3 separate regions of the Homo sapiens genome follow, and all the other regions are linked to region 1. The links are chromatin loops, found by intact Hi-C in ENCODE. Cell type or tissue: dorsolateral prefrontal cortex. All regions are shown on one strand. Each heading gives the region's core, and the rest is flanking DNA. Links, peaks and the distances in the headings are about the cores only. Region 1 holds the start of LOC105370120 (a long non-coding RNA gene). Region 2 holds the start of LOC105370121 (a long non-coding RNA gene). Region 3 has its middle 83 kb from the start of CPAP.

What was found. Hi-C counts contacts between places; a loop is a spot of excess contacts. Peaks named below come from ENCODE experiments on the same cell type or tissue, not always from the same donor. Only the 100,000 strongest peaks of a DNase experiment are listed, where the experiment ranks them.
Region 2: it touches region 1 in a loop (1.8-fold over the local background); 3 of 110 quality-filtered maps call a loop at or near these places.
Region 3: a loop joins it to region 1, with 3 times the contacts of the local background. A loop is called at or near these places in 51 of 110 quality-filtered maps.

The regions. Positions count from the first base shown.
Region 1 is chr13:25,109,411-25,120,335 of GRCh38, reverse strand. It overlaps LOC124900613 (a long non-coding RNA gene), which reads right to left. Exons shown (of 3, transcript XR_941762.3): 2 at 8,807-8,916; 3 at 3,109-3,191. It overlaps LOC105370120 (a long non-coding RNA gene), which reads right to left and starts at 3,117. Exons shown (of 3, transcript XR_007063728.1): 1 at 3,039-3,117; 2 at 1,633-1,758; 3 at 901-1,511. In dorsolateral prefrontal cortex, for the core only: CTCF peaks have their summits at 5,772 and 5,971 (motif pointing right); DNase peaks (open chromatin) are centred at 2,815 and 5,965; H3K4me3 peaks cover 275 bases; H3K27ac peaks cover 1,208 bases.
Region 2 is chr13:25,228,632-25,239,556 of GRCh38, reverse strand. LOC105370121 (a long non-coding RNA gene) reads left to right here and starts at 3,237. Exons shown (of 3, transcript XR_941763.3): 1 at 3,237-4,018; 2 at 10,732-10,806. In dorsolateral prefrontal cortex, for the core only: a CTCF peak has its summit at 6,417 (motif pointing left); no DNase peak of the experiment used is centred there; H3K27ac peaks cover 1,941 bases.
Region 3 is chr13:25,000,199-25,011,123 of GRCh38, reverse strand. No RefSeq gene overlaps it. Among named protein-coding and RNA genes, the nearest start is that of CPAP, 83 kb to the right of the region's middle. RefSeq lists a silencer at 5,719-6,013. In dorsolateral prefrontal cortex, for the core only: a CTCF peak has its summit at 5,819; a DNase peak (open chromatin) is centred at 5,755; H3K4me3 peaks cover 406 bases.

The sequences.
Region 1 (10,925 bases), core at 1,958-9,957:
CTTAGGAAACCATTGCCCAAGGGGTGATTCACATGCTTGGTGCAGGAGCCACAGGTCCCTGAGTTGCAGCCTAGACACCCTAGGTTTCTCTCCTTTCTCTGTGTTGACCCTGGGCAGGATCAGGAGATTCAGCTGTCATGAGGTCATTAGGAGCATGCCACAAGGAACCCTGGGACAAGGCTTCAAGGGTCAAGCAACCCTTTCCCATTTTGGAGAGTCAGGAGAGACAGGGTGTTAGCTGCAGCCAAAAGGACAAGACCAACTTTACCACTTTCTTCTTTCAGGAGGAAGAATTCACTGAGTGAATTAGTCCCATTGAGCCTCAGCTTGCTCCTCTGTAAAATGGGACAATAATTCCTTTATAATTGTAGAGTATGGGGAGGAGTACTCTAAGCCAGTGCTCTGGGACTATGGCCTCTTATTTCTTGTCAGTAAGAATTTTTGTATTTTTGCCTGATAGTGCCAGGCGCACAGCCAATACTTTGTTTGTGGTGTAATTTATTTATATTCCTATTTCTCCCACCAAAATCAACTCTTCTCTGGCTTTGAAATCTCAGTGTGTAACACACAGTAATGATTCAGTAAATATTTGTTGGATGAATAAATGAATATGAAAAGAAATATAGAAAGGTCCTGGGAAAGGTGGTGCACACCTGTAATTCCAGCACTTTGGGAGGCTGAGGTGGGAGGATTGCTTGAGCCCATGAGTTCAAGGGCACAGTGAGCTGTGATTGCACCACTGTTCTCCAGCCTGGGTGACAGAGCAAGATCCTGTCTCAGAAGAGACAGCCAGCCAGACACACAAAGGAACACACACACACACACACACACACACACACACACACACACACAGGGAGAGAGAGAGAGAGAGAGAATTACATTAACCACAATACCACCTTCAACAGGACCCATAATATATTTGTGATTTGTTGTGAGGTTTTCAAATCTTATTCAAGTGTTGAATTAATTGCTGGTGCCAAAATTCGGAGTCACTTTAAAAAAGGTAAAAATTCAGCATGTGAAATTTGTTTTTTGACCTAGAGAGAGAGAGGTGTGCTGAGAAGGCCCCAGGGGAGCAGCCCTCAGCAGGAGGGTGGGTGGTGTCTCCTTTTGTCTGAAAAGGCAGGTGTGGTTCTCAAAGGAGAAGCTGTCCACCATCAGGGAATGGTGTGGAGGTAGGAGAAGAGAAGTGATTGCAGCCTGAGCCAATTCTGAGCGAGCTCGTGGGCGTCGGAGTTTGGCCCTGTATGGGAGGCAGGAGGAGTCCCCGGAGGGAGAGCGTTGGCAGTGCCCGTGGTCCATGGGTCTAGAAGCTGCTGCTCGTCATAGTGTGCTGGCTTCGTCACAGGCAGGGTGCTACCCGCTACCAGGCTCACTCTCATGGTGGTTCTGGGGATGATGTGCACTCACTATGTGAGTTGGGGGAGACACTCTCTTACCGGGATCTGGGATTCACTTGCTGAGCTGCTTTTTATTCATCTTTAAAGTTGTTTCAAAATTTGCAGGGAGAGCTTGCCAGGAGGAAACATGGAAAAAAATAAAAATAAAGCAAAAGCTTACTCAGAAGTTAGGTGAGCCACCATGGAATTTACCACATTACCTTAGGTTAATAAATAAACATAAAATTCTTACCAACGTGAAATAAGAGGCCACAGGAGCATGCAGAACATCATGATCTTGCAGAAAGAGATGAGGCTGTCGGCAGATGTTCCAGCCAAGCACTTCCTGCTTTGACATCTCGGTAAAATGCAGGGTTATCTGCAAAGCGGGTCTGAGGGGAATCAGCGTTTCCATTCTTAACATCTCAAATACCAACTGCAAAGAGGAACTTGAGAGTTCTTAATTGCAAAACTATGTCACATAAGAAGGTAGCAATGTAAAAAACCTCCGCATGGTAGAACTTAAAGGAACAGTAGTGAAAAATCTATCCAACCCGCTCATTTTCAGATGAGGAGGCAGAGGCATGGAAAGGCCCCACAGTGACAGAGCCCATTGGTTGCAGAATTGGGATTGCTGTCCCCACTCTGGGCCTCTTTCTGCAACACTGTTGCTTCTCCTGAACAAGTTGAGTAGCAAAATAACAATTTTATGATTTATAAATATATCTAGACATTCCCATAAACCTCCAACTTCATGGGTTCCTAGCTGGGAGTCTCTCTGTAACAAAAGGCAAACTAACAAGAGAAAAACAAACGGAAGTTTAACAATATGTGTATCTCCTGGATACCTGGGTGATGACCCAGAACAATGAGGAATTCTCTAGAGTAGACCCCAAAGAGTTTAAATGTCATGCTTAAATGCCATCTTTGTTTCTTTGAAGCAAAGAAAGAAGGGTGCCTATGCCTGGTGGATCTGGAAAGGCTTTCTAAGTTTTTCCTACGAGGTGCACTTCATAAATTGTGTTGAAATGTGATCACCAGCATTCAGAGGGACGAGGTCCTTCCTGAAAGGATTCAGGTGGACCTGGAACTGTGCCACTGGGAGAGCTCCCCTGAGTGCTTACCTGAGAATGGAAAACTGTCCTGAGAAGCAAAGTACTGTGGACTTGGGACCAAGGAGCAGCCTCGGGCAGTGCAAAGGCACATGCCCTAGGGGAAAGGAGCTGTGCTTGGCCTTGCCTTAGAGAGAGCAGGAGCAGGTTTATCAGCCAGCAGCTGCACTAAAGAAAAGGACAGAGTGGCTCCGGCAAATCTTTCCAGAGTGTGAGGGGACCGGGGGCAGCACTGGGGCGGGGGGTTTGCGGTGGATCTGAAACAGCCATGGTGTCACACGCGAGGGCCCCGCCCGGTCTACTCCCGTATGCTGAGGCCGCCCAGGCATTCAGGTGGCACTGATTGCATCAGACACAGAGCCCAGGAGCCTGACCCAGTCACGAAAGCACAAGGCCAGCCCGGGAGGACAGGAAAGAGCCGAGCACAGAGCTCTGGGCTCTCATGAAGACTGAGAAGCAGCAGTCGGTGAAAAGGCCGTGCTGGGATTCCCAGGGGCATCAGCAAAACAGGGGCGCAAACATTTTAAAACATTTTTAAAAAACTCACCAAAGTTCTGATTTTGCAATGAAAATATGGAAGAAGCCTCTTCCAGCTTCAGCGCACATGCCCTGCTTGTCTATTTTTGTGGCACCACAGCGTCGTCAGTGCTTAGGGCCTCTAAATCCTTACGATGTGGCTGAGAATGAGGCTCGATGAGGGCTCCGGAAAGAGAAGACAAAGAAAGCAAAACCTCATTAGGCTTTTGGACATCCAGGAAAGAATGTGCATTGAATTTTCCTTTTGGTGCCAAGTGAAACTGAAGATGCCCCCATTTTTGCCAAAACTCACCCTCCCGGCGTTTTCACACCAGCCTTCTCTTCTCTAGCCCGGTCTCCCATCCCGAGGACTGAGAAGGCAGGGTTAGGCCCCACCATTTGCCTCATGATCGCGTTTCTGTGGCTCATTCTCCACCAAAATCCATTACTCCTGGTGCATCTTTTCTGGTCTCATGCCTCACAGCTTTAATTCACCTTCATAAAGATTGTTCCAGCTGGGCACAGTGGCTATGCCTGTAACCCCAGCACTTTCGGAGGTCGAATCTATAGGATGGTTTGAGGCCAGGAGTTCAAGACCAGCCTGGGCAACATAGTGATGTTACCGGAAAGGAGTCCCGATCCGGACACCAAGAGAGAGTTCTTCGATCTCCCACAAGAAAGAATTCAGGGCAAGTCCACAGTGCAAAGCAAAAGTAAGTTTATTAAGGAAGTAAAGTGGTGAAAGAATAGCTACTCATAGACAGAGCAGGGCGTTCTCGAAAGTAGGAGGGGAAACACGTCCTCCCTAGGTATATACAGGATAAATCCTGTTTACATATGGGATAAAAAGAAAGATTGTGGGGAGATGTACTCTGCTACAAGGGTTTATGATAAAGGGTTAATTTTCTTAATTACTTTATTTTGCAAGAATTGATGTTATCTTTAAAGCAAAATTAAGAATGCTTCTGTTCTCAAGATACTGGGATATCAGGACACTCCCAAGTCTGGGTCTGTTTAGTAAACATTATCAACCTGTTCCCTTAACGGTAAACACCTAGAGGCTAAGAATACCTAACTTTCTGGGAATGCAGCCCAGCAGGTCCCAGCCTCATTTTTCCTAGCCCTCACTGAAGATGGAGTCGCTCTGGTTTGAACGCCCCTAACAGGGAGACCTAGCTAGAAACCTATGAAGGGTGGAGGAGAAAATTATTTTCACTCCCCTACACAGGCACTCTCATTCTCCTAGTTATCTAGGTTTATGTCAATGGAACATTTTTGAGTCTTTCTTCTCTGGCAAGTTAACATTTTTGTCAGTTATTTGGTCCTGTAAATCTTCCTTTCCCAGTGGCCTCTGAAATCTATATTTTCATTTCTCAAAACAAAATTCCTCTAGAATTCATGTCCTTATGTTATTTTATGTTTGGCAAGTAACGATATCAATTGATACATGTTTTGGGGGATAAATGATGGAAGAAAGTTCGTTTGCAAACCCTCATCAGAGGAGGAGTAACTGGGAGGCAGGGACAATGTGTGAATCATCCCCAGGATGTAGCAGGTCCTCTATACAGTCTGACTGAATGCTAATTAGAAGGAAAAGACAGGAGAAGACACCCACCTGGCCTTTCTTCCAGTCTCTGCTCTTACTAATCTAGCCTATTCAGTGTTCACAGATATTCACATTTCCATGTTCAAAATGTTCAGTCTCCTGTTAAATAAATCCTTTCTGTGTCATCCAAGGATTCACATATTTGACTGCAAGGCAGAAGAGAGGGCGGGGTGTGTGTGTGTGTGTGTGTGTGTGTGTGTGTGTGTGTGTTGGGGGGTGTCTCTGAGTTCGTGTGTGTGTGTGTGTGTGTGTTGGGGGGTGTCTCTGAGTTTGTGTGTGTGAGTGTGTGTGTGTGTGTGTGTGTTGGGGGAGTGTCTCTGAGTTCGTGTGTGTGTGTGTGTGCGCGCGCACATGCGCGTACCTGTGGTGGGTGCTTAGAAGATGAGACTAGACTGTGAGGAGGTGCAGGAGGACAGCAGACAGCCCCGCCATCTCACCATTTCCCCCTTGGTATTCCTCTGGGTCACTGAAGCTTTCTGAATCTTGAGAAGGGTGACTTGATAGATCAGGGAGCATTTCCATGTATTTCCAGGGCAAGTTTGCACCCAGGCGACCTCCTGTATTGGGAATTCCACCCAGTATTTACCTTTGGCGGAAGATCTGCCTTCAGCAACTGCCCAAGGTTTACAAAGTGGGTTGGGACCACTCCCTGGGCCTCTGAGGACACCACCTCCTGTGGGGTTACTGAGTTGAGAGAGCCCAAACAGAAGAGAGGGCTGACCAGGGCCAACCCTTGGAGTGGGCATGGAGCCTTTGTCCAGTGAGCTCTCAGGAAGTGGGCTCTGAAACTGCACAGAGGGAGGAAGAGGAAGCAGCGCTGATTATTATTAGTTTATTTTTGGACAACAACCCTATCAAGCACCCTGACATCATGAAACTGGACAGGGAAGACACCCAGCCCTCTGGTGATCAGACGCCATCCTGGCTGGGGTCCTGGGGCCCCAGCCGGCTCCCTCTAGCTGAGGGTGGGCGGGTGGCCTCGTGCTTCTGCCACTGTGCTTGAAAACATGCAGAGGCAGGCCTGGGGCCCCAGGAGAGGATACTGTGGGCTCCGCACCTATTTCTGTTTTCAATGGCGGAAGGAAAGAGGGAGACAAGTTAGGGTTTTGATATCTAAGACGGGTTCCACTCATTAGCTATTGTAGTCACTTATAATACAGATCAGGAAGGATGCCTTGCCTCCTAGATCAAGCCTTCATTATTTCAGCCCATTTCAGGGAGCCTTTTCCTCCTGTAACCACATCCACACCCGCAAATGCAGCAGGGCTGGCTTTGTCAGTCAGTGAGGTGAATCAGCTGGAGGTGATCTGAATTTTAAAACCATCTGCTCACTGCTGCTGAGCCTGGACTCTCCAGAAGATGGCAGCAGTGGGACACTGTCACCCAGGAGTCAGGCTTTGGCGGGACTAATTCCTCTTACTGGAGCCTGTATTACTTTGCACTACCAGTAAAAATATTCACTGTATGTAGAACAGTAACAACAGGATGAGTCTTTTGTTCAATATGATTGAATCGTATGGTGGAGAAACAGAAAAAAAACACTTTTCCTGTGGTCTCTAATTCAAGTGCTGGGTGTTATGTCCCAATTTCCAGAAAATACATCTTGCATATGCTGTTGGAAATCTTTGCTTCAATAATGAATAAGATCTGCTGCTTGAAAACTTGCTTTTGCTACAAGAGCTGTGAAACTGCAATTTGGGTTTTCTCATGTCTACTGTAGACTCTCAGTAAAGAGGAAAAGTTCTTAATATTTTTTCTCAGAAAGGACACTTGTTTTTTTTGTTGTTGGTGTTGTTGTTTTTTTTTTTTTTTTTTTTTTTTTTTGCAGAGCCTCGCTCTGTCATCCAGGCTGGTGTGTAGTGGCATGATCTCAGCTCACTGAAACCTCGGCCTCCCGAGTTCAAGCAATTCTCCTGCCTCAGCCTCCCAAGTAGCTGGGATTACAGGTGCGCGACACCATGCCCGGCTAATTTTTGTATTTTTAGTAGAGATACGGTTTCACCATGTTGCCCAGGATGGTCTCGAACTCCTGACCTCGTGATCTGCCTGCCTTGGCCTCCCAAAGTGCTGGGATTACAGGCGTGAGTCCCTGCGCCTGGCCAACACTTGTCTTTTTCTTAGACGGGGGAAGCTTTAACTCGGTTGTTTTAGTGATAGTTTAAGAGTTAATTTTACTCCTAGAAAGATGTCATTCAGTAGGATTGCATATGCTCTTCTCATTAATATAAATAGACCGAAGTCTATTTATATTAATGAGAATATATTTCGTATAGTAATTACTATACAAAAATGCAAAGCTTATTAAATAAATGCCTGTATTAGAATGTCTGTATATGTAAATATATATATTTATAGTTTAATATATTGTTTATACTTTAAGAATAAATTATATATACTATAAACATCTGATATATAAATATGGATCACAGATCTCACATAGTTGGAAAGTTCTTTCAACTTAATTTCATTTTATATTAAGACTGCAGACAACTGTTATATTAGAGGTCTGTATCGTAGCCAAGTGATATTTTTAAAAGCAAGCCAGTCTATGGCTGGCTGTTTCTAGCTGGCAAAGCCTGAAGCTAATTCTGAAGCACAGGGCACCTTATGTTAGCAGATTGTCGTGAGTAATGGAAATTGCACTTGGGATGAATGCCAGTTCATCTGGATTACCTGAAATTCCTTAGAGGCCATGGTGGAAAGGATCAGCTGTTCTCTGAGAGTGGGATACACTCTTACTCTCAATAATCCTCTGTCATTTTTACATTTGCTTTGACTCAGCTGCAGAGAATCTAAATCACAGCCCCACCAGCAAAACTACTCTAGGCAGACAGCATCTCCAAATGGCATACAGGAGGGATGACAAAGGGACTAGAAGCTCTCACCAAAGTCACAGTCTGCCTTTCCTCAGTTTCTTGTTTGTAAAATAAGAACTGGAGGGACATGGCATCTACGAGCCCTTTCAGTATTAACATTTCAGTCTTATTCTGGAGGTATTTGGAGAGAATTAATGATGTATCACCACCTCCTTCATTACTTCTGTCTAACTCTGCCAGAAGTAAGGGAAAGCATCCTCTCTTTGTTTCAGCACATTCACACAGGCTGGCTAATGAGATCCCACACTGAAAAAGCCTGGGACTTACACGGACTCTCTGAAATCTAAGTCCTCATTTGTAACATACAGCTTTTTAATACTAGCTTCATAAGTCCCAGATCCCTGCAAAGGTAAATATTTTATTTTCTGTAACTATGTTCAGAGTAGCAGTTCTCTGAATCTGTGTATTGCTCCTGGCAGGAAGCAAATGTCAGCTCATTCCTGTGTAATTGACATGTGACATCTTAGTTTCCAGACTTAGCTAAAGTACTTACTAATAGATTTTAGATGACAGATAGGACCTTTCTTTTCTGTCACCCTTCAGTGGGAAAATCAGAAAGATAGAAAGAACTCTGATGCTTTTTTTTTTTTTTTTTTTGCTGGTCTTATAGTAATTTTGGAAGGAGAAAGATCAAATTTTTGGAAAGAGAATGATCAAAATAATATTAAGAAAAAAATAGTAGTTCTGAAAATATTAAGAAAAAATATATATGGATATATATATATATATATATATATATATACACACACACACACACACACACATGGATGATGTTTTACTTGTCTGTTTAGTGAACACAAGTTTGTTGAATTGATTTGGAAGGTAGTGATTTTTAAATCATATTTATCAAATTTCATTAAACTGAGAATTACATATAAAAGCACCAGATCAATGCATGGGGCACAGTCACTCAGCAAATGTTAATACCATTTTTTACAACATGTACTTGAAGGGTGATTATTTGTAATAATCTCAGGAACATCTAGATTATTTGCATGATAACAGCTCATATGAAGAGATTATGATAAGCAGATTGTTGGCTGGTTTCACTCAGGGTTTTCTTAGACTAGGGTCGGCTGAGACTGAATACCTTTGAAGATGAATCATCCTGTTAGTAAGAAAATGAACTTGGCTCGGGTAGCCCATTGCATCCTTTCTGGTCTGTTTTCCCTTAAGTTCAGGTACAAAATCTCTTCTCTCTAGAAGTAGAATGTGTTTTACCCCTGCAAGGGATGGGCCCACCTGTCTTTGTAGTTGGGAAAACTTGCTAGTGGTTGCTACAGTTTCACAAGAAGCTCTGCACAAACAGAGACTTACCTCCTGGCTTGATAGCTGTGTCTTCTCTTGATAGTTCCCAAACAGTAGAGGCTCAGCCTTTGGGATGGGGCTAACGAGAGAGCAGAGGAGCTCTATTCATTCTCAGGTGCCTGCAGATGTGAACCAGACAGGGAGCAGTGCTGAGCACCAGGATCCTAAGACAGGTGCTCATTGATTATGACAGATGCAAATTCAATAAACATTTGACAAAAGCACAGTATCTTTTTTAAAGAAAAACAAATGCCTTTTCATTTGTAAGATTGCTCTGACAAAGTAAATGTCAGTGTAATGCAAGTTATAGCTTATTCTATTCTCTATCACCATAGTTACTTTTAGTGAGTCATCTTAACTCTTCAGAGCATCAACATTGAAGGGCTTTATTTTCCCATTAACAACCATTAGCTGCACTCTGTTAAACACCACCACTCCATTCTCTCAGAGAGGAATCTTGCTTAATGACATATCAGTCCAATCATATAAACCTTAGTATTTTCAGTTATTAGAACATTCTCATTCTAAAAATAACTACTCCTGTTCATTTTTTTAAAGAAAGACATTCATTTTTTAATTGAGGTGTATATTGAAAACTATAAAACCTTGTTGAAAGAATATAAAGACATAAATAAAGGAAATACATTCATGTTCATGGATTGGAAGACTTCATATTATTAAGATAGTAATACTCCCCAAATTGATCTACAGATTTAACATGGCCTCTGTTAAAATCCAGGCTGCCTTTCTTTTGCAGAACTTGACAAGCTGTTCTAAAATTCATATGGAAATTTATAAAACTAACAATAGCCAAACAATCTTGAAAAAGAAGAATAAAGATGGAGAACATTTACCTCCCAATTTTAAAATATATGTCAAAGCTCCAGAAATCAAGATACTACAGGGTTGACATGAGGATAGACATAGATTAATGGAATTGAATTCAGAGTCTGGAAGTGAAGCCTTACATTTATGATCAGTTGATTTTTGACAAGGTTGCCAACATCAGTCAACGTGGAAAGAATAGTCTTTTCAACAAATGGTAGTGGGACAACTGGATATCCACACACACACACAAAATAAAGTTTGATCTTTATCTCACACCATATACAAAAACCAACTCAAAATGGGTCATAGACCTACATGTAAGAACTAGAAGTCTTAGAAGAAAACTCTTACAAGAAAACTTTTTTGCTTTTTTGTGCCATCTCTAAGAAACCATTGCCTAATTCAAAGTAAAATAATATCTACCTTGAATTAGGCAATGATTTCTTATATATGACACAAAAAAGCACAAACTTCAAAAGAGAAAAACAGATGAATTGGGTTTCATCAAAAGCAAAAATGTTTGTGCTTTAAAGAATACCATCAAAAAAGTGAAAAGATAATAAATAGAATGGTAAAAATATTTGCAAATTATATCTGATAAGAGATTTGTGCCAAAATATATAGACTCTTTTACAACTCAACAATAAAATTTCAGTAGATATTTCTAAAAAAATGTACGAATGAACAATAAATACATGAAAAGATACTCAACATCATTAAGTCATTAAGGAAATCCAAATCAAAATCGTAACGAAGCACCACTTCTCACACACTGGAGTAATTAATATAAAAAAGAGACAATAACAAGTGTTGATGAGAATATGGAGAAACTACAGTCCCTGCACATTGCTAGTGGGATTTTCAAATGGTGCAGCCATTTGTCAATTCCTCAAATAGCTAAACATATAGTTACCATGTAACCCAGCCATTCTACTCCTAGAGCATTGAAAACATGTATCTATACAATAACCTGTATATAAATGTTCATAGCAGCATTGTTCCAGATAGTCAAAAAGTGGAAACAACCCAATTGTTCATCAACTGATGAATGGGTTTTTAAAATGCGGTGTATCTACACAATGGAACATTCTTCAGCATAAGGAGGACTGAAGTACTGATTCTTGCTACGACATGCATAAATCTTGAAAACGTCATGCTAGGTGAAAGAGGCGCGTCACAAAAGGCCTCAACAAAGTGAAGAGAAAACCCACAGAATGGGAGAAAATATTTGCAAACTATCCATCTGATAAGTGATTCATAACCAGACTATGTAAGGAGTTCAAACAACTCTATATGAAAA
Region 2 (10,925 bases), core at 1,433-9,432, 120 kb before region 1:
CGGCCTGTATATATCTTCTTTAGAGAAATGTCTACTCAAGTCCTTTGTTCATTTTTTAATTGGGCTTTTTGTTGAGTTATAGAAATACTTTATATATTCTGGATATTAATCCCTTTAGATATATGACTCACAAATATTTTCTCCCAGTCTGTGGGTTGTTTTTTCATTCTATTTACAGTGTCACTTGATGCACAGAAGTTTTTACTCTTGATAAAGTCCTATTTTTTCTTTTGTTGCATGTGATTTTGGTGTCATTTCAAGAAATAACTACCAAATCCAACTTTGCAGAGCTTTTGCCCTATATTCTAAGAATTTTATATTTTTATGTCTTACATTTAGGTCTTTGATTCACTTTGAGTTAATTTTTGTATACAGTGTTAGGTAAGGGTCAAACTTTATTCTTTTGCATATAGAGAGCCAGTTTTCCTGGTGACATTTATTGAAAATACCATCCTTTCCTCCACTGAATGGTCTTGGCACCTTTGTTGAAACTCAGTTGACCACATATGTGAAGGTTTATTTCTGAGCTCTTTATGTTATTCCATTGGTCTGTATGTCTGCCCTTATGCCAGTACTACACTGTATTTAAATAAATAAATAAGCTTATTTATTTATTTAGTAGAGACAGGGTCTCACTATGTTGCCAAGGCTGGTCTCTAACTCCTGGCTTCAGGCAATCCTCCAGCCTCAGCTACCCAAAGTGCTGGGATTACAGGCATGATTTACCCTGCCAGCCGACACTGTTTGATTATTGTAGATTTGTAGTAAGTTTTGAAATCAAAGTGTAAGTCTTCTAATTTTATTCTTTTTCAAGATCGTTTTGGCTGTTCACGGTCCTATGAGATGGTGAATATGTATTCTTCCATAGGTTTTTCTATTTCTGCAAAAAATACCATGGGATTTTAATAGTTATTACGTGGAATCCGTAAATTGCTTGGGGTAGTATTGACAAATTAACAATATTGTCTTCCAGTCTGTGAACATGGGATGCCGTCTCATTTATTTGTGCCATCTTTAATTTCTTTTAGCAATATTTTATAGTTTTCAGTGTACAAGTGTTTAGTCTCATTGGTTATTTATAAGTATTCTTTTGATACTATTTTAATGGAATAATAATAATAATAATAATTATTATTATTATTATTATTATTGAGACAGAGTCTCACTCCAGTGCCCAGGCAGGAGAGCAGTGGCGTGACCTCAGCTCACTGCAGCCTTGACCTCCAGGGCTCAGGTGATTCTCCCACCTCAGCCTCCTGAGTAGCTGGAACTATAGGCAGGCGCCACCATGCTCAGCTACTTTTTTTTTTTTTTATTTGTCTCACTATGTTGCCCAGGCTGGTCTCAAACTCCTGGACTCAAGTAACCCTCCTGCCTTGACCTCCCAAAGTGCTGGGATTCTAGGCATGAGCCATTGTGCCTGGGCTAATTGTTCTGACTAGAACTTCAAGTACTGTATTGAATAAAAGTGGTGAAAGCTGGCATCCTTATCTTCTTCTTGATCTTAGAGGAAAAGGTTTTAGTCTTGCACCCTTGAGTATGGTGTTAGCTGTGGGGTTTTCATATGCCGTATGGCCTCTGTTATGTTGAGGTACTTTTCTTCTATTCCTAGTTTGTTGAGTATTACTTTACTGTGAAAATGTGTGAATTTGGTCATGTGCTTTTTCTGCACCAAGATGATCACGTGAGGCTTTTTCCTTCTTTCTTTTAATGTGGTGTATTACACTGATGGACTTTCATATGTGAACCACTCTTGCATTTCAGGAATAAATCCCACTTGGTCATGGTATATAATCCTTTTAATGTGCTGTTGAATTCAATTTGCTAGTATTCTGGTTGAGGATTTTTGCATCAGTATCCTTCTTTTCTTGAAACGTCTTTTCTGGCTTTCATTCAGCTATTCCTTAACGTTGGCAGAATATAGGTTTGTAAACTAGAGGAAGGGTGGCCACCATGAAAAGCTGACCACTTCGGCAAGGAAGAAGGAAGAAAAACATTTCTCAGATTTATTAACTGAACCATCATCCTTTTGCTCATCTTAAATTGCTCTGTTGATATGGTTGTCAAAAATATGAAAATTAAACACACAAGGTTCATATACAATATATGAGAAATTTTAGGTGCACTCTAGCCAAGCTATCTGAAAGCAAACATGGAATATCATAAAAGAAATGAAGTTGGAGATGTTGAATAGAACACATGTGTGTGAAACTGGGTGAGTGAGAAGCTCTTATTCAAATTACCAGATCACCAGACATTATTATCAGAGGATGTTGCTGTTCCTCAACTTAGTTTCAAAAGCTTGACAGAAGAAATTGTCAGCTCCTCTGCCCTCTGTTTTTAACTGATCCAACTGCATGCTTGTATACAAGACAGTTCCTCCAGGAAGATGTAAATTCCGAAGTCTTTATCTAATAATGTATTCGCTAGAAATAGCAGACAGTGGGCAGATTGTCAAGAAATAAGGCCTTGACAAGCAATCTTGGCATTTGAGGAGGGGAAGGAGGACTGGTGGCAAAGGCGTTGTGGCAAGGGAGGACCTAGGGGAATCGTGGAGGATTTGGGGCTCACTGGAGCCAGCAGAAGGTAGATTTTTTGAGCAGCTGGTAGATAGCGAAACAAAACATCAGAGAGTTTGGGAACAAAAGTTGAGTGGGCAGAGAGGGTGCCCTTTTCCTTCTTTGCTTGTCCTTGCGTAAGTCTGGGGGAGGTGTGTGTGTGAGAGAGAGAAACAGAGAGGCCTGTGGGACTGGGTATCTCAGGTCTCAGGGCTCAGCATCAGCTCCCTCTGCTCATACAAGCCCCAGCCTCGTTCTGTATTCCCCTTCAGCTCACTCGAATTCCTCTCCCCGCAGAACGTCTATTTAACGTATTGAATATATGCCCTTCGAGATGCTTGTCCTGCAAGTGTGTGTGTGTGTGTGTTTAAAATTTACATAGATGTTACTGAGTCCCTCTTTCTGCCTCTTCTGTTTTTGTGTTTGTTTGTTTGTTTGTTTGTTTTGCTTTGAGATGGAGTCTCGCTCTGTCGCCCAGGCTGGAGTGCAGTGGTGCAATCTCGACTCACTGCAACCTCCATCTTCCGGGTTCAAGCGATTCTCCTGCCTCAGCCTCCTGAGTAGCTGGGACTACAGGCGTGTGTCACCACACCTGGCCAATTTTTTGTACTTTTAGTAGAGACGGGATTTCATCATGTTAGCCAGGATGGTCTCGATCTCCTGACCTCATGATCCGCCCGCCTCAGCCTCCCAAAGTGCTGGGATTACAGGCGTGAGCCACCTTGTCTTACTCATATTATCTCCTTACTCTCCTTTCCTATGATTCTTTTTCCACGTTGCCCCCAACTCCCCCCAATTTCTTTCAGTCATTTGGCATTTATTGAGTGCCTAGTGCATGCCAAGTAGGGTGCTGGGTACATTACAGACATTGTTTGGTTCAGTATTCACAGTAACCCTGCAAGGACAGTGGTCTTTTCCTCATTTTTGTGAAGAAGCCAACTCAGCAGTTAGGTAACATGCTCACCATTACACAGCCAGCAATCTGTATTCACACTTAGCCTTGCTATTCCAAAACCCTTCTTAATCTTCATTAAAAACAATTCACCCAGCTCTCTCTTAAATGAAGAAATGATACTGACCAACGTGGCCATCTCTTAGGACCTAGGTAATCTCACTACTTGCAGATTTGCTGGCACTCCCAGCTAATGTGTGTTCAATGCTCATGGGAGGCAGCACAGGGCAGTGGTTAGAACACAGACTCTGGAGCCTGGCCGGTCCCTGCTCTGCCCCAAGCATCTGTGAACTTTGGACAGGTTGGCCATCCCCTCCCTCGAAAAACAAGCCAGGTTCGATGTGGTCGAGTGATGAAAAAGAGGTTTGCATGTTTTTAAATTCATTCACTTGACAAATATTTGATATGCCTACCACATGCCAGGTATTATTATAGAAACTGGGGACAGAGAAGAGGACCAAATACAAAAGCCGGTGTCCCCAGGAAGCTTACCTTCCAGTGTTAGCAGGTAAGATGGCTGCTATGAAAGGAAGGACAGGGGCCGGGCGCGGTAGCTCACACCTGTAATCCCAGCACTTTGGGAGGCTGAGGTAGGTGGATCACCTGGGGCCGGGAGTTCAAGACCAGCCTGGCCAACATGGCGAAACCCCGTCTCTACTAAAAATACAAAAATTGGCCGGGCGTGGTGGTGGGCGTCTGTAGTCCCAGCTACTTGGGAGGTTGAGGCAGGAGAATCGCTTAATCTGGGAGGCGGAGGCGGAGGTTGCCGTGAGCCAAGATTGCACCATTGCATTCCAGTCTGGGCAACAAAAGCGAAACTCCGTCTCAAAAAAAGATTAAGGAAGGACAGGGACCTTAACTTGAGGACAAACAGTAGGCTGATAACTATGATGCACCACTGTCTGCTGTGTGCTGGAGCCTGCTTCTGACTAATTGTGTAGTTCATTCTCCAAGGGCAAGATTTTATTTTCTAACAGCTTTATTGAGATATAATTTACGTACTTTAATATTCACCCATTTTAAATGTACAATTCAGTGATTTTTAGTAAATAGACAGTTTTGCAGCTGTCACTTCAATCCCATTTTAGAACATTTCCATCACTCCATAAGGCTCCTTCACACAAGAGGAAGGTGTAGTTTTTGGAATAAATGAAGGGAGGTGGTGTTTTTTGTGGAGAAAGTGCTGGCCCAAGGACCAGGAGAACCAGGACCTAGTTCCAGCTCTGCAATGGGCTCTGGGAAAGGCACCTCCCCACAGGGCCTCATTCCCTCACCTGTTACATGAAGGCATTGTTTGCCATGTTCCTTTACAGTTCTAAAATGTTGTGATTTAATTTAAGGAAGATCCAAGTATCTGGCAGTTCGAGAGGGACGCAATGGAGAAGAGAGATTTAAACTATAAGAGGAAAGGGAGTGTTTGCTAAGCAAATTATCGGAGGCATTCATGTGGGGAGTATGGGGAGTTAGTAAGGAGGGGAAGACTCAGGGCCTTCGAATCCAACCCAAGGATTTGAGTCCATCGACTGTCAGGGAGGTACCAGTGAAACTTTCGGTCATTCGTTTTTTTATAACAGAGAATGACCCAAGGTATGGTAGGCTGAAATGAGGTTCAAGTTTAAATCCTATCAATAGGAAGGAGAGTTTGAGCAAGTCAACCCCTGTAATCTTCTGCTTCTTTGTAGAGAATATCAACCTCACTGAATTGAAGTTAGTTGACAGGTATGTGTGAAGCACACAATCAGGCTTGGTGCCAAGTACTTGATGTTTTAATACAAAAGCTATTTTATGAATATTAATTTGGTAGCAACATAGTGAGTGGATTGGAGGAGAGCCGGTAGTTCAGTGTTTCTCAGAATCTGGTTCCCTGATCAACTGTGTCAGCATCACTTAGAGTACCTTGTTAAAAATGTAGACTCTTGAGCTCAGTCCCAGATCAGATGATCTGAGCATCAGACTGGGCCCTGAAGACCAGCATTTTCATAGGCTCCCAGGGGATGTTTATGCACATTTAAGAACCAGTGTGACAGGTTAGCCCTTAGTAAACATTACTTGTTTACTAAGTAAACAAGTTTACTTATTTTGCTGCAAGTTTACAAGTTTTGCTGCTGTAAATTACTGCTCTTATAGCATAAAGAAGTCTAGCTTGGGGAGGGGTCATCAAAGACTTCCTTTTGACCTGTTTGCATATAGGAGTAGGCTTTGGATGAATGTGTAGGCTCTAGCCAGGTAGGAAGGGGAAAGTTATCCAGTTAGAATATATATAGAGGCAAAGAAGGGACATCATGGCTTTTGGTGGGGAGCAACATATTTTAAAATATGATCATAATGAAAATGTGACTAGACAGTAGTAAGAGCTGTATTGGATGTCATATTGAGGAAGATGGAGAGGCAGTTTGGAGCTTTGGTTTTAAGCAAGAGTGATACAAGGTCAGATTGAATTTAGAGGGCCTAGGTATGAGCGTGGGTATAAAGCAGTGGTGACTTCCAGGTTTTTCACAGGCTGACTGGGATAGATGGGGCTGCCATTCATCTAGGAAGGGAATAGAAGAATCAGGTATGTGGGAAAGAGGCTTAGGTTTTAGGGGTATTACATGGAGATGTCTCTGAGACATCCAAGTGGAGCTATTTATACAAATTGGAATATGAGGCTGGTGTTAAGGGAAGAGATGTCAATTAGAGTGGGAAATCTGGAAGCCACCAGGTTATAGTGCAGAATTAAGCCATGGGCATGCATAAAATTTTTCAGTTCTTAGAATAAGATAAGAGATCTGAGAAGGAATCCCTCAAAACTGGGCAGACCTTAAGAAAAAACAGCAAAAGAGAGCGCACTGGAAAACCAAAGAGAGACAGGATCCAGGGAGGAAGTGTGATTGAGAAAATTATTAACTATGTCCAGTGCCACCTAGAGGTCATTTAAAGAGTAGAAATTGTCCCTGTCATTTTCATTTGGCAAGAGCAGTTTCAGTAGAGATTAGAGGCCGACATTAGGCAGTAGAGGCTTTATAGTTTAATGGGGGACATGAGTAAGTAGAGACCATGAATGCAGACTACATTTTTATCTTTATAACTTTTTTAATAAAATAACTGAAGTAGGACTGGGCATGGTGGCTCAAGCGTGTAATCCCAGCACTTTGGGAAGTCGAAGTGGGAGGACTGCTCGAGCCCAGGAGTTCAACACCAGCCTGAGCAACATAATGAGATTCCGTCTCTACAAAAATTTAGGTGTGGTGCCATGCATTTGTAGTCCCAGCTACTCGGGAGGCTGAATTGGGAGGATCGTTTGAGCCTAGGAGGTCAAGGCTACAGTGAGCCATGATCTCTCCACTGCACTCCAGACTGGGTGAAACAGCAAGACCCTGCCCCCCCACCAGAAAAAAAGAATTGGAAAAAGAGAATATATTAAAGATATCCTAGGGACTGGACATGGAAAAGGAAAAATGTCTCATTTCTTGTTCTGGACTATAAGGCTTTCTTTTAGTGGCAAGAAAGTGTTATTCTCTTTTTATCCTCGACACTTAAGCACAGTGCTTGCCATCCCGTTGGTGCTCAGGAAATCCTTATTGATTGAATAGATAGGTGGATGGATGGATATACAGGTCCAAACTTTTGAGGTTTTTTTTTTTTTAATTTTGGATTGAGTTGAGAAGAAATTTAAAGGAACCATGTTAAAATATTGCTACATACCAAGAATTATACTTTTAAATTTCAAATAGCCTGTGACTTTTCCATTTGCTAGAATTTCTCTCTTTTTTTTTTTCTTTTTCTTTATTTTATTTTGAAGCAGAGTTTCACTCTTGTTGCCCAGGCTGGAGTGCAGTAGTGCAATCTCGGCTCACTGCAACCTCCACCTCCCGGGTTCAAGCGATTCTCCTGCCTCAGCCTCCCAAGTAGCTGGGATTACATGCCTGGCTAATTTTGTATTTTTAGTAGAGATGGGGTTTTGCCATGCTGGCCGGGCTGGTCTCGAACTCCCGACCTCAGGTGATCCGCCTGCCTCTGCCTCCCAAAGTGCTGGGATTACAGGTGTGAGCGACTGCACCTGGCCCTTTTTTTCTTTTAATAGGCTTTCTCTTTCCTTCCTCCTAATTTGAGGCAAATATTTATTCTAAATATTTGAGTGCATTGCAGAGTTAGAAGCGAGTTAGGATTTTACAATTTGAATGTTAATGCTAGATAGAATGCAATATCATAATGGGATGCATCCAATATGGCTAAGAGCCTTCTGCCACTGGAGAGACCCCACTTAGAGGGCCTCTGTGCTCTGCAGCACCTCCTGGCAGTGGGGCTGGGATGGGGGGACTAGGGCCGCACCTCCAGGAGTCAGGCCAGGTGGCTCTTTGCCAAATGCTTTCTGAAAAAGTGCGATAGTAATAAATGTTTCATGCCCCTCCTTCCTGTGCAGCTACTAGGGAAGTGCTTTCGTCTTTGGGAGATGTAGTGTTTGTGGCTGTTTTCTCTGACTGTTCCCACTGCTTTAACCCAGTTTCTCACTCCGCAAGGGCCATTCATTTCTCCACTTACCCTTTCTCAAGGCATTTCACTCCAGATCCTCTGATTTAGTGTCCATTTTCAAGTCCCTGAGGATTTTGACTTGAACTAATAAATGTACAGCAGTTGCTCTTCCGGGACTTTATTTTATTTTTTTGAGATGGAGTCTCGCTCTGTCGCCCAGGCTGGAGTGCAGTGGCGCAATCTTGGCTCACTGCAAGCTCTGCCTCCCAGGTTCACGCCATTGTCCTGCCTCAGCCTCCCAAGTAGCTGGGACCACAGGCGCCCACCACCACGCCTGGCTAATTTTTTGTATTTTTAGTAGAGACGGGGTTTCACCGTGTTAGCCAGGATGGTCTCAATCACCTGACCTCGTGATCCGCCCACCTTGGCCTCCCAAAGTGCTGGGATTACAGGTGTGAGCCACCGCGCCCGGCCCCAGGACTATATTTTAAAGGATAAATATAAAAATAAAAGAGAGGAAGCTTCTCTGTATGGTGAAGATGAGTAAGTGGTAGAGGAACGGAACTCTCAGCTGTTTACATCTGACTCTGTTCGTTTAACCTCTTTGCCTAACCACGTGTTGGTAAGTGTTTCAGGTGTACTTTATTAGGACAAATTTTTGGTTCCTCCATGTGGTTAAGTGACACATGCATTAAATACTTTGCAAAGTGGCTAGTTCATTATATGTGACTAATTCATGTTGCTCTTCAAGAAACATTTTGTGAGTGACTTATGGGTCAAACATTGTTTAAGGCACTGAAAATGTGAAAATAAGACAGAAGAGTTTCTGCCCTGAAGGGTCTCATAAGATAGTGGGGAGAGAGGCAGCATGTAATACAAGAAAATGGACAGGCCGGCTACACCATTCCACCCGTGACATGGCCTGTGATGACTGGGTTTAGGAACAAGAGAGGGATGCTTTTGCTTTCCCTCGCTGTAGACCAGATGGGGGCATGTGGTAGGAGTCAGGAGCGCTCTACAGGAGAAATGGTAGTTGAGTTGAGTTTTAGGTGATAAGTAGGAATTCACCAGGTGGAAGAGGAGGAACATTCAAGATAAAGAGATTAACAAAAACAAAGGAATGAGGCCAGGCCGTGGCTCATGCCTGTAATCCCAGCACTTTGGGAGGCCAAGGTGGGTGGATCACCAGAGGTCAGGAGTTCGAGACTAGCCTGGCCAATATGGTGAAACCCCCGTCTCTACTAAAAATACAAAAATTAGCTGGGTGTGGTGGTGGGCGCCTGTAGTCCCAGCTACTTGGGAGACTGAGGCAGGTAATCACTTAAACCCAGGAGGCAGAGGTTGCAGTGAGCTGAGATCGCACCACAGCACTCCAGCCTGGGCAACAAGAGCAAGACTACATCTCAACTAGTCAACAAAATCATGACTAGTCCAGGGTGCTGCAGGCTCTCTGATGTGTTGGTGGGGATAGGTAGATGGGAGACGAGGTCAGAAGGTGGTGGTGGCCAGACGGTGCAGACTGTATTCTACTGGGAGCAGGTGCTGCGCTGTAAGCCTCTGGGAGCTGGAGGTTTTTAAGCAGGAGGTTACATAATCAGACATACTTTAGAAAGACCTTTTGGAATGAGGGCAGATTTGGGTTATCGGGTGTCAGATGCCTCTGGAGCCTTGTGCCACACCCCCTCACCTCACTCGGGGCAGTGAGCACTTTCCTGTGGCTTGGATGCACCTGGCACTAAAGCTTTTTTCCCAAGAGTACACCTCACACCTTCTGCACCCTGCTGTAGGTATTCTCCAGAGCCACTGACTCCAGGTAGGTTGTGCCCAGCTCAGAACCACCCAGCTCCAAAATGCAGGAGATTTAACCCTTTCAGGGGATTCCCTCACACAGGGAGGGATGGAGCCAGTGGCCACACGCTTCTCCTGGTCCATTCAGAGAAGCAACCTGCATGTGCCCAAGTGGTGGCACCGAGCCCCAGTTGCCTACAGAGGTGATCTCAGTAATTCATGTTTATGTTGGTTTTGCTCCTCCCATTATTCATTGGGCTCCTTCATTCCTGCCTCTTTGAGTAGTTTCCAGGTCGGCTACCTGCTCACAGGTTCTAGCAAAGCTCTGCTTTAGGGAAAGGAGGAGAGCGGGGATCCAGCATGAGACAACAGGTTCCAATGATGAAGCTTTTGCAATTGCTCAGGCAGTGATAAAACAGCAAACATTGCATGCCGGGATGTCAAGTAGGGGAAGGAGTAGGGACAGTTGTAGTGGGGAGAATCAAAAGGTCTTGAGGAACAGTTCAACGTGAGGGTGCAGCAGAAATAGGCATTTCTGATATCTCTTGGATTGCCGGCTGGGACCACAGTGTCATTAACCAAATTGAGAAATAAAGCTGCAGGGGTCGGGTATATGTGTGGGAGATTATGGGTTCTGCTTTTCATGGGAAGGATTGAAGGCACTGTGGAAAGGCAGGGGGAGACGGTTAGTAGGAAGCTGGGTTCAGGAGTCTGTAGCTCAGAAAACAGGTCTGTTTCTGGCAGTTTTGTGACTCATGAAAATACAAATATTATCTCATGTCAGTTGCATGGAACTCTTTTCCCAGACCTTTCGGGAAAGGGTCAGGTGCAATGAGAGCGCCATGGCAGTGCCCCTCTTTCCCCTGCCTCACTGTTTAGTTGCCTATCACCATCTTCTTCCCTTTTAAACATTAGAACATTTGCTCATTACAAATCATATTATCATGGCTTTATTATTTAATTTTGTCTTCCTGAGAAAAGGGTTCATGGTAAAGACAGAAATGCCTCCATCACCCCAGAGAGCAGGACACACAGGAAGGAGGGGCAGGTGTGCAGGTGAGGGGCTCGGGTTTTGTTCCAGGGGCTCTGGGTAGTCATCAAGAGGTGCAGCCACCAAGGACCATATATGCTTGGGTCAAGAGGACACCTACCTGGGAGTGGGGAGGGTTGACTGG
Region 3 (10,925 bases), core at 1,290-9,289, 110 kb after region 1:
ATCCCCAAACAGTGTCTACCATCAGCTGGAGTTGCTATTTTAAACCTGGACAAAAAAGAGTGTGTGAGAGGGGAAGGGATTGTGTATTATGTACAGGAAAAAAAAACAGTTTTAAAATATTCTTTTCCTCCGAATTGGGAAATGGCACACACAGGGGAAGAAATGTATGAGGAAATGCAATATTATTTTACTTCCTATATTAGAATTTTTTGTTCGAATAGCCTAAAATTTAAAATTTAGTTAATTGTAACAAAGCTCCTTCTGAAATTGGAATCAAGAAATTTAGCTTATGGGGATTTAAAGGACTGTGGAATTAGATGAAAAAGAAGATGAAATTCAGCGCCTGCAGACTCTGGGGAAGGTGTGTTCCTTGTTGACCGCTTGCCTGGGTGAACTGTCTGGTTACATTCAGGAACACTCTATGCAATACCACATGGAAATCAAAAGTGATTTTTACAATAGACCTGACAGATTCAAATTATTCCTCACATCTGGATTGTTTTCCCCTCCAAGTTCGTTGTTCTCCATAAAAATGAGTTTCAAACGTCCAGTTAAAACCTGCCAATCACAACCAGCTCCTGAATGACTGCTGGGTAAATAATGAAATGAAGGCAGAAATAAAGATGTTCTTCGAAACCAATGAGAACAAAGACGCAACATACCAGTATCTCTGGGACACATTCAAAGCAGGGTATAGAGGGAAATTTATAGTACTAAATGCACACAAGAGAAAGCAGGAAAGATCTAAAATTGACACCCTAACATCACAATTAATAGAACTAGAGAAGCAAGAGCAAACAAATTCAAAAGCTAGCAGAAGGCAAGAAATAACTAAGATCAGAGCAGAACGGAAAGAGATAGAGACACGAAAAACCCTTCAAAAAATCAATGAATCAAGGAGCTGGTTTTTTGAAAAGATCACAAAATAGACTGTTAGCAAGACAAATAGAGAAGACAAGAGAGAAGAATCAAATAGATACAATAAAAAATGATAAAGGGGATATCAGCACCGATCCCACAGAAATATAAACTACCATCAGAGAATACTATAAACACCTCTATGCAAATAAACTAGAAAATCTAGAAGAAATGGATAAATTCCCGGACACATACACCCTCCCAAGACTAAACCAGGAAGAAGTTGAATCTCTGAATAGACCAATAACAGGTTCTGAAATTGAGGCAATAATTAATGGCCTACCAACCAAAAAAAGTCCAGGACCAGAAGGATTCACAGCCGAATTCTACCAGAGGTACAAAGAGGAGCTGGTACCATTCCTTCTGAAACTATTCCAATCAACAGAAAAAGAGGGAATCCTCCCTAACTCATTTTATGAGGCCAGCATCATCCTGATACCAAAGCCTGGCAGAGACACAAGAAAAAGAGAGAATTTTAGACCAATATCCCTGATGAACATCCATGTGAAAATCCTCAATAAAATACTGGCAAACTGAATCCAGCAGCACATCAAAAAGCTTATAAACCATGATCAAGTTGGCTTCATCCCTAGGATGCAAGGCTGGTTCAACATATGCAAATCAATAAACGTAATCCATCACATAAACAGAACCAACAACAAAAACCACATGATTATCTCAATAGATGCAGAAAAGGCCTTCGACAAAATTCAACAGCCCTTCATGCTAAAAACTCTCAATAAACTAGATATTGATGAAACATATCTCAAAATAATAAGAGGTATTTATGACAAACCCACAGCCAACATCATACGGAATGGGCAAACCTGGAAGCTTTCCCTTTGAAAACCGGAACACGACAAGAATGCCCTCTCTCACCCCTCCTGTTCAACATAGTGTTGGAAGTTCTGGCCAGGGCAATCAGGCAAAAGAAAGAAATAAAGGGTATTCAATTAGGAAAAGAGGAAGTCAAATTGTCCCTGTTTGCAGATGACATGATTGTATATTTAGAAAACTCCATCGTCTCAGCCCGAAATCTCCTTAAGCTGATAAGCAACTTCAGCAAAGTCTCAGGATACAAAATCAATGTGCAAAAATCACAAGCATTCCTATACACCAATAACAGACAGAGAGCCAAATCATGAGTGAACTCCCATTCACAATTGCTACAAAGTGAATAAAATATCTAGGAATCCAGCTTACAAGTGATGTGAAGGACCTCTTCAAGGAGAACTACAAACCACTGCTCAACAAAATAAAAGAGGACACAAACAAATGGAAGAACATTCTATGCTCATGGGTAGGAAGAATCAATATTGTGAAAATGGCCATACTGCCCAAGGTAATTTATAGATTCAATGCCATCCTCATCAAGCTACCAGTGACTTTCTTCACAGAATTGGAAAAAACTACTCTAAAGTTCATATGGAACCAAAAAAGAGACCGCATAGCCAAGACAATCCTAAGCAAAAAGAACAAAGCTGGATGCATCATGCTACCTGACTTCAAACTACACTACAAGGCTACAGTAACTGAAACAGCATGGTACTGGTACCAAAACATATATATAGACCAATGGAACAGAACAGAGGCCTCAGAAATAACACCACACATCTACAGCCATCTGATCTTTGACAAACCTGACAAAAACAAGCAATGGGGAAAGGATTCCCTATTTAATAAATGGTGCTGGGAAAACTGGCTAGCCATATGAGGAAGCTGAAACTGGATCCCTTCCTTAAACCTTATACAAAAATTAACTCAAGATGGATTAAAGACTTAAATGTAAGACCTAAAACCATAAAAACCCTAGAAGAAAACCTAGGCAATGCGATTCAGGACACAGGCATGGGCAAAGACTTCATGACTAAAACACCAAAAGCAATGGCAAGAAAAGCTAAAATAGACAAATGGGATCTAATTAAACTAAAGAGCTTCTGCACAGCAAAAGAAACTATCATCAGAGTGAACAGGCAACCTACAGAATGGGAGAAAAGTTTTGCAATCTACCCATCTGACAAAGGGCTAATATCCAGAATCTACCAATAACTTAAACAAATTTACAAGAAAAAAATCAAATGACCCAATCAAAAAGTGGGCAAAGGATATGAACAGACACCTCTCAAAAGAAGATATTTATGCAGCCAACAGACACATGAAAAAATGCTCATCACTGAAAAAATGATGATGAAAAAATGCTCATCATCAGAGAAATGCAAATGAAAACCACAATGAGATACCATCTCACGCCAGTTAGAATGGTGATCATTAAAAAGTCAGGAAACAACAGATGCTGGAGAGGATGTGAAGAAAGAGGAATGCTTTTACACTGTTGGTGGGAGTGTAAATTAGTTCAACCATTTTGGAAGAAGTGTGGTGATTCCTCAAGGATCTAGAACTAGAAATACCATTTGACCCAGCCATCGCATTACTGGGTATATACTCAAAGGATTATAAATCATGATACTATAAAGACACATGCACATGTATGTTTATTGCGGCACTATTCACAATAGCAAATACTTGGAACCAACCTAAATGTCCATCAGTGATAGACTGGATTAAGAAAATGTGGCAGGTATACACCAAGGAATACTATGCAGCCATAAAAAAGGATGAGTTCATGTCTTTTGCAGGGACATGGATGAAGCTGGAAACCATCATTCTCAGTAAACTATCACAAGGACAGAAAACCAAACACTGTATGTTCTCATTCATAAGTGGGAATTGAACAATGAGAACACAAGGACACAGGGTGGGGAACATCACTCACTACGGCCTGTTGGGAGGTGGAGGGCAGGATAGCATTAGGAGGAATACCTAATGTAAATGATGAGTCGATGGGTGCAGTAAGCCAACATGGCACATGTATACCTGTGTAACAAACCTGCATGTTGTGCACATGTACCCTAGAACTTAAAGTATAATAGTAAAAAAAAAAAATCAGCTTAAGATGTTACAAAAAAAAAAACCTGCCAATCATTCATTGCCTGAGGACACTAAGCCTGCAGAAAAGTTTAGCCATGGATCATTCCATTAATGTTGCCATAAGTTGTATTTTTTATTGATACTTAATATACATATTTATGGGATACATGTGATGTTTTGATACATACATACAATGTGTAGAGCAAATCAGGGCAACTGGGGTATCCATCACCTCGAAACTTTATCATTTCTTTGTTTTTTTTTTCTGTTTTGTTTTTGTTTTTTTGAGACACAGTCTTGCTCTGTCACCCAGGCTGGAGTGCTGTGGTGCGATCTTGGCTCACTGCAACCTCTGCCTCCCGGGTTCAAGCAATTCTCCTGCTTCAGCCTCCTGAGTAGCTGGGACTACAAGTGCATGCCACCAGACCCAGCTCATTTTTGTATTTTTAGTAGAGACGGGGTTTCACTATGTTGGCCTGGCTGATCTCGAACTCCTGACCTCGTGATCTGCCCACCCCAGGCTCCCAAAGTGCTGGGATTACAGGCGTGAGCCACCGCGCCCGGCCTATTTGTCATTTCTTTGTGTTAAGAACATTCCAAATCTTCTCTTCTAGCTATCTTGAAATATGCAATATTGATAAGTACAATCATCCTACTGTACTGACAAACACTAGATCTTATTTCTTCTAACTGTATGTTTGAACCCATTAACCAACCTCGCTTTATCCCTCCTCTCCCCCTACCCTTCCCAGCCCCTGGTAACCATCACTCTAACCTCTTCTCTATGAGATCAACGTCTTTAGCTCCCAAATACAAGTGAGAACATGCAATGTTTGTGTGTGCCTGGTTTATTTCACTTCACACAATGATCTCCCGCTCCATGCATGCTGCTGAAAATCACATGATTTCATTCTTTTCATGGCTGACTAGTATTCCATTGTGAATATATATAACATTTTCTTTATCCATTCATTCATTGATGGATACTTACGTTGATTCCACATGTTGGCTATGGCAAATAGGGCTGTAATAAACATGGGAATGCATATATATCTTTGATATACTTACTAGCTTTTGGGGGGTATATATGCCTAGAAGTGGGATTGCTGGATCAAATTACCCATAACTTTATTTACCCTGCAAACATTTATTGAGCACTTACTTTGTGGTAGACTAACACAGAATATAAAAGTAAAAAGATACTTAGTCTATAGGATGGAGACAAATGTGATAAATGATTAATTAAATAAGATGTAGTGAGTGCTTTGGTGAATCTTGCTCAACCTGGGCATAGAGGAGGGGGCAGTGAAGAAACCCCCCTGAAGAGGAGACTCCCAAGCTAGGTGAAGAAGAGGGAGAGGGGGTTTAAAGCAGGAGGAGGGGACTCTGCAAAGACAGACCAGTCTGAAAACACGAAGGACTGAGAAGTCCTCCTGACTGGCAGGCCACACCTGGAGAGCGGCTGTGGAATGGAGCTGGGAAGAGCATTCAGCTGTTGCTAGCATCGTCTGCCAAGGTCAAACTCTAGAAGATAACTCCATTGGGAGTTTGCAGATGGCCTGGACATGTTGGATGGAGGGCAGACAGACCAGACAGAGAATACAGGAGAAGCAAACTGAATATTTTCATTTGTATCTCAATTAATTACATCATAAACTGTCATCCTCCCAAACCACATCTGACACTTCCCCAACCAAAATAGGCCAGAATTCCTGCAGGATAAAATTCACTGTTATAAGATCAGTGACTATTTGCAGAATGCAACAAACAAATCAACAAAAGACTTCTTTTGAAATTTCCAATATTATTAAAGAAAAAAACAGAAACAATGTTTTTAGTTGTGAGGTATATGTGTTTAAAAAATGTTTAATGCTACCCTAATATTCTGAAACAGAAGGATGCTGCCATCTGGTGCTCAGCCACTGTTTTGGGAGCAAGTTATGAGGAACAGAAAACTACTATTCTTTTGGCCCAGATGTTTTATTTTCAGCTAATGCATAAATTCTTACACAGTGCAGGGGGAAAAAATCAAAGTTCGTGATAGAAAAATACATAAAATTTGAAAAAACAAATACAGATATCATGGGTGGAAAAGCTGCAAGGATCGCATTGGAAGCAAGTGTGCGCTGCCTTCACAAGCTCGGGGACAGGACTGAGAACGGGAGAAATGTCTCTCATGCCCCCTGCTGTCTACTGGCCTGACCTGCAGCATCCAGAGATTTTTCAATCATTTTAGAGAAAATCCTGTCGATTTTTCCTTTAACCCAGAACAATTTACATCACAGTGAATTTTAATTCATCATCCTTATTTACGAAAGCTTCCTCCTCCTTTTTTATTATTATAACAATAAATATTTAAGCGCGGTAGGCAGAGGCCTGGTGCTTGCTGATGGCTGTGTGCATGGAATTCACTCTGGCTGCAATGTGGGGGCTAATTAAGGATGCCAAGAGGAGCTCGAGGACGTGATGAGGTGCCTGCTACCCGTGAATAAACGCGGGAGGTCTTCTGAAATAATTACTGAGAGGACAGGGACCAAGGCTGCGTGTGTATACACTGCAGTAGAGTGTGGGAAAGAGAAGACCAGTGCTGAGCAGAGACCATAGCCAAAGAGGAAAACCGTGAGGACAGGAGGAGAACCAGAGGTGGGCACTTGGCGGGAAGCCCTTGTGTACACTGGACCATGGGAGGAAGAAGAACCTGACTGGACCCGGAATTCAGTGTTGCTCCATCTAGTTTAGATGTAAGACACACAGTAGAGTAAGCATCTCTCAGTAAACAAACGAGAGGCCATTAAGAAAAGAAAAGAAATCCCATTTTAGAGAAGCAATCAAATAATGTGGTCAAACTAGTGAAGAAAATGGTTTACCTATATCTGCTCTTCCAGTTGTACTAGCAGCTTCTAAAATTTGATGTTCAAAATTCTTTTTTTTCTTTTTCTTTTTCTTTTTTTTTTGCGACGGAGTCTCGCTCTGTGGCCCAGGCTGGAGTGCAGTGGCGCGATCTCGGCTCACTGCAAGCTCCGCCTCCCGAGTTCACGCCATTCTCCTGCCTCAGCCTCCTGAGTAGCTGGGACTACAGGCGCCCATCACCACGCCCGGCTATTTTTGTTTTTGTTTTTGTTTTTGTTTTTTGTATTTTTAGTAGAGACGGGGTTTCACCGTGTTAGCAAGGATACTTTCGATCTCCTGACCTCGTGATCCGCCCGCCTCGGCCTCCCAAAGTGCTAGGATTACAGGCATGAGCCACTGTGCCCGGCCTAAGATTCTTTTAGATCTAAGAACACGAAAAAACTTAAAACCCACACCACAGACTTTGAGGAACTATGTTTCCCGCATGTGGTTTTGGTGGGAAGAGGAAATAGAACCACCACAACTCAATGAATCTATTTATTCACCTGTTCCTTGGAAGCCCAATCTCCTCCACCTCCTTAGCCTTGAGACCAAACCCCCAGCACCGTGCCCGCTGCACATGAGATCTCAGTAAATGTTTGTTTATAGGATTTGAAGTGACCAAGGTAAAATGACGCAAGGAGGTCTCACAGACCCAGAACAACGACCACTATTGTATCATGAAATACTCCACAACTCTTTTGTCAGTAGGTTGGATATTTTTGTGAAGCAACTCCTCATGTGCTGATATTTATCCACCCTTCTACCATATTTCCTCAAGAGTACCTTATTGTCAGTCTCCACCCACTCCCTCTTCCCCTCAATGAAAAAGTATTCCTGGGCCGGGCGCAGTGGCCCATGCCTGTAATTCTAGCCCTTTGGGAGGCCGAAGCAGGCAGATCACCTGAGGTCAGGAGTTCGAGAGTAGCCTGGCCAATATAGTAAAACTCCATCTCTACTAAAAATACAAAAATTAGCCAGGTGTGGTGGTGGGCACCTGTAGTCCCAGCTACTCAGGAGGCTGAGGCAGGAGAATTGCTTGAACCTGGGAGGTGGAGGCTGCAGTGAGCTGAGATCATGCCACTGCATTCCAGCTGGGCCACAGAGCAAGACTCCGCCTCAAACAAACAAACAAAAAAAGTATTTCCAGCAGAAAGCCACCTGTTCATTCTTTCCTACACTGAATTATTATAATCACAAAGGCAGTGCTTTTCAGAGCACAATTAGTGTGGCTGCTCAAAAACATCATAAGGCATAACAGCTAACAAAACTTATCTTACTAATAAAAATCACAAGATAATTCAATTGTATTCAAAGGAAGAAGAAACACTATTTTTTTTTTTTTAGGCAGAGTTTTGTTCTTGTTGCCCAGGCTGGAGTGCAATGGCACCATCTCAGCTCACCACAACCTCTGCCTCCCAGGTTCAAGCAATTCTCCTGCCTCAGCCTCCTGAGTAGCTGGGATTACAGGCATATGCCACCATGCTTAGCTAATTTTTTGTATTTTTAGTAGAGATGCATTTTGGTCAGGCTGGTCTCGAACTCCTGACCTCAGGTGATCCATCCACCTCGGCCTCCCAAAGTGCTGGAATTACAGGCTGGAGCCACCGTGCTTGGCCAGAAACACTTTTTATTGACTAACACCCCTGGTTTGACTTAAGTGAAGTGGGAAGAATGGAAGAAGTGGGAAGAATGGAAGCAGGTTTAAGTCCACAGCTTCCCGTGCTTCGTGCTTTCACGGTCCAGGGATAATATTTTCAAAACACAGCGTCTCTGCCCTTTTGAGATGCAGCAGACGAACACGACAGTCACGCCTTACTTTCTCCCAAGAATTAAAAGAATGTGAACTATGCCTGGTAAAACAATCTTCGGCTATACCCACTGAATGAACCCAGGAACACGGTGTGTCATCGGGAGAGGGCAGCACACTCCCCCTGGCTACGTCCAGAAGCTGGTTTTCCTTTGAGTCTGCTGAAGAGCTTCCCGAGGCCTCACTCCACCCTAAAAAGCCCAGAGTTACAAGTGTGGGTGGCCGTGAACTGTAACCGGGTGGCTCCCCAAAAATCAAGGCTGACTCCTCATGCAAATTTCAGGACCACCCTGGATATTAAAACAAACAAACAAACAAAAACCATATAGCGAGTTCTCTTTTCTGGGACCTGGAGTGGTCCTGGCTCCCACCCGCGTAGAAATGATTCCTCAATGTGAAAACTCCAAGAAGCCTTACGGGCAGGTGGCTTTCTTGGTTCTGCAGAAGTAAAATCCTTGAAGCGACTTATTCAGGGGTATCTAAATTTTTGTTTTTATTTTTCTAAGTATTAGATGTGGCTGGTATTTCTGGGCATAGTTCCATAAACGTCATCTTTAGGATAACTTGACAAATCCTGACCTGGCCAGATGCAGTGCACACACCTATAGTCCCGGCTACTCAGTTGGCAAGAGGCTGAGGCAGAATGTCTCTAAAGTCCAGGGTTCGAAACAGCCTGGGCAACATAGTGACGCCTCATCTGAAAAATAGTTCATGAAAAAAAATACTGACATGAGGGGTAAAAAACCACATTCAGGAAAAGCCTGATCTTGCAGTTGGTGTGTAATCGCATATTTCCCAGTGAAGATTGCATTTTATTTTGCCTAAGCTGGGGATCAGCAGTGGAGCATGTGCAGAAGTCAGCAGAGTGGAGGAAACACCCAAAGCCACATGCGGCCGGTGGCTGGCCTGTATTGAGAGGAAAATGACAGACCATGGGTTCCATCTAGTGTCCTATTTCTTGGGAAAACCAAACAAACAGCAAACAGAAAGCCTGAGCAAATAGCCTTGAGAACTGCAGGCTGGCAAGAGATTGCAGACATGTTACCTCCAGAAAGTTCTATCCCAAGAGGGAGCCTTAAAAAATAAAAGTCTTCCTAAGCAGAAAAGACACTTTGGCAGGGAGTTTTGGAGCAGGAAGTTTTCCCAAATGATTTACCTAGGGTGGTCCATAGTTGGGTTAGTTTTTGTGTTAGGAAATCTTTTCTCGAGCCTCCTGGCTGGGGACAGGGAATTTTTCTGGGAATTGACAAGACTCTGTAAAAACAAAGTATGTATCTATTCTCTGACCTGACCGTAAACTATATGAGCTCAGACAACAGACTTTTTTTTTTTTTTTTTTTTTTTGACGGAGTCTCGCTTTGTCACCCAGGCTGGAGTGCAGTGGCGCAATCTTGGCTCATTGCAAGCTCTGCCTCCGGGGTTCACGCCATTCTCCTGCCTCAGCCTCCCAAGTAGTTGGGACTACAGGCGCCCACCACCATGCCAGTTAATTTTTTGTATTTTTAGTGGAGATGGGGTTTCACCTTGTTAGCCAGGATGGTCTCGATCTCCTGACCTCGTGATCTGCCTGCCTCGGCTTCCCAAAGTGCTGGGATTACAGGTGTGAGCCACTACTCCCGGCCAACAGATTTTTGTTTCCTGCTGTCACCCCAGGGTCCAGCAAAATGTGTGGCAGAGTGTCTGCACAGGAAACATTTATTACAATACACATGCAGATTAAAGTATTGACGAATCATATCATACACCTGACAAGACTGAAAATTGCCCAAGTGAGCCACATGTCAGCTGAAGGCACTCTATGTGCTGACATTAAATTCACATTAACTGGCCAGGCACAGTGGCTCACCTCACACCTGTAATCCCAGCCCTTTGGAAAGTTGAGGTGAGTGGATTACTTAAGCTCAGGAGTTCAAGACCACCCTGGCCAACATGATGAAAACCCGTCTCTGCTAAAAGTACAAAAAAATTAGCTAGACATGGTGCGGACCTGTATTCCCAGGAAATCTGGAGGCTGAGGCAGGAAAATTGCTTGAACCCGGAGGTGGAGGTTGCAGTGAGCCGAGATCACATCACTGCACTCCAGCCTGGGCCACAGAGCAAAACTCTATCTAAAAAAAAAAAAAAAAAAATCACATTAACTTAACTCCCTCCCGTTCTCCCACTCCCCACACATCTTGCTGGGAGCTCAGCCCCTTTTAGAGATTTCAGTGAGTTGCTCTTGGTGACCCTGCAGACGTTCCCTTTTCACTCAGAGTCATTCTGTGTGTGCTGAACCCAGAATAGAACCCAGGCATTTTCCCCAGATTTCCCAAACACTATTAAGGTGGCAATGTGTTTTAGACATTAACTGAAGACTTGGGGGTTAATATTGGGGTTGTGT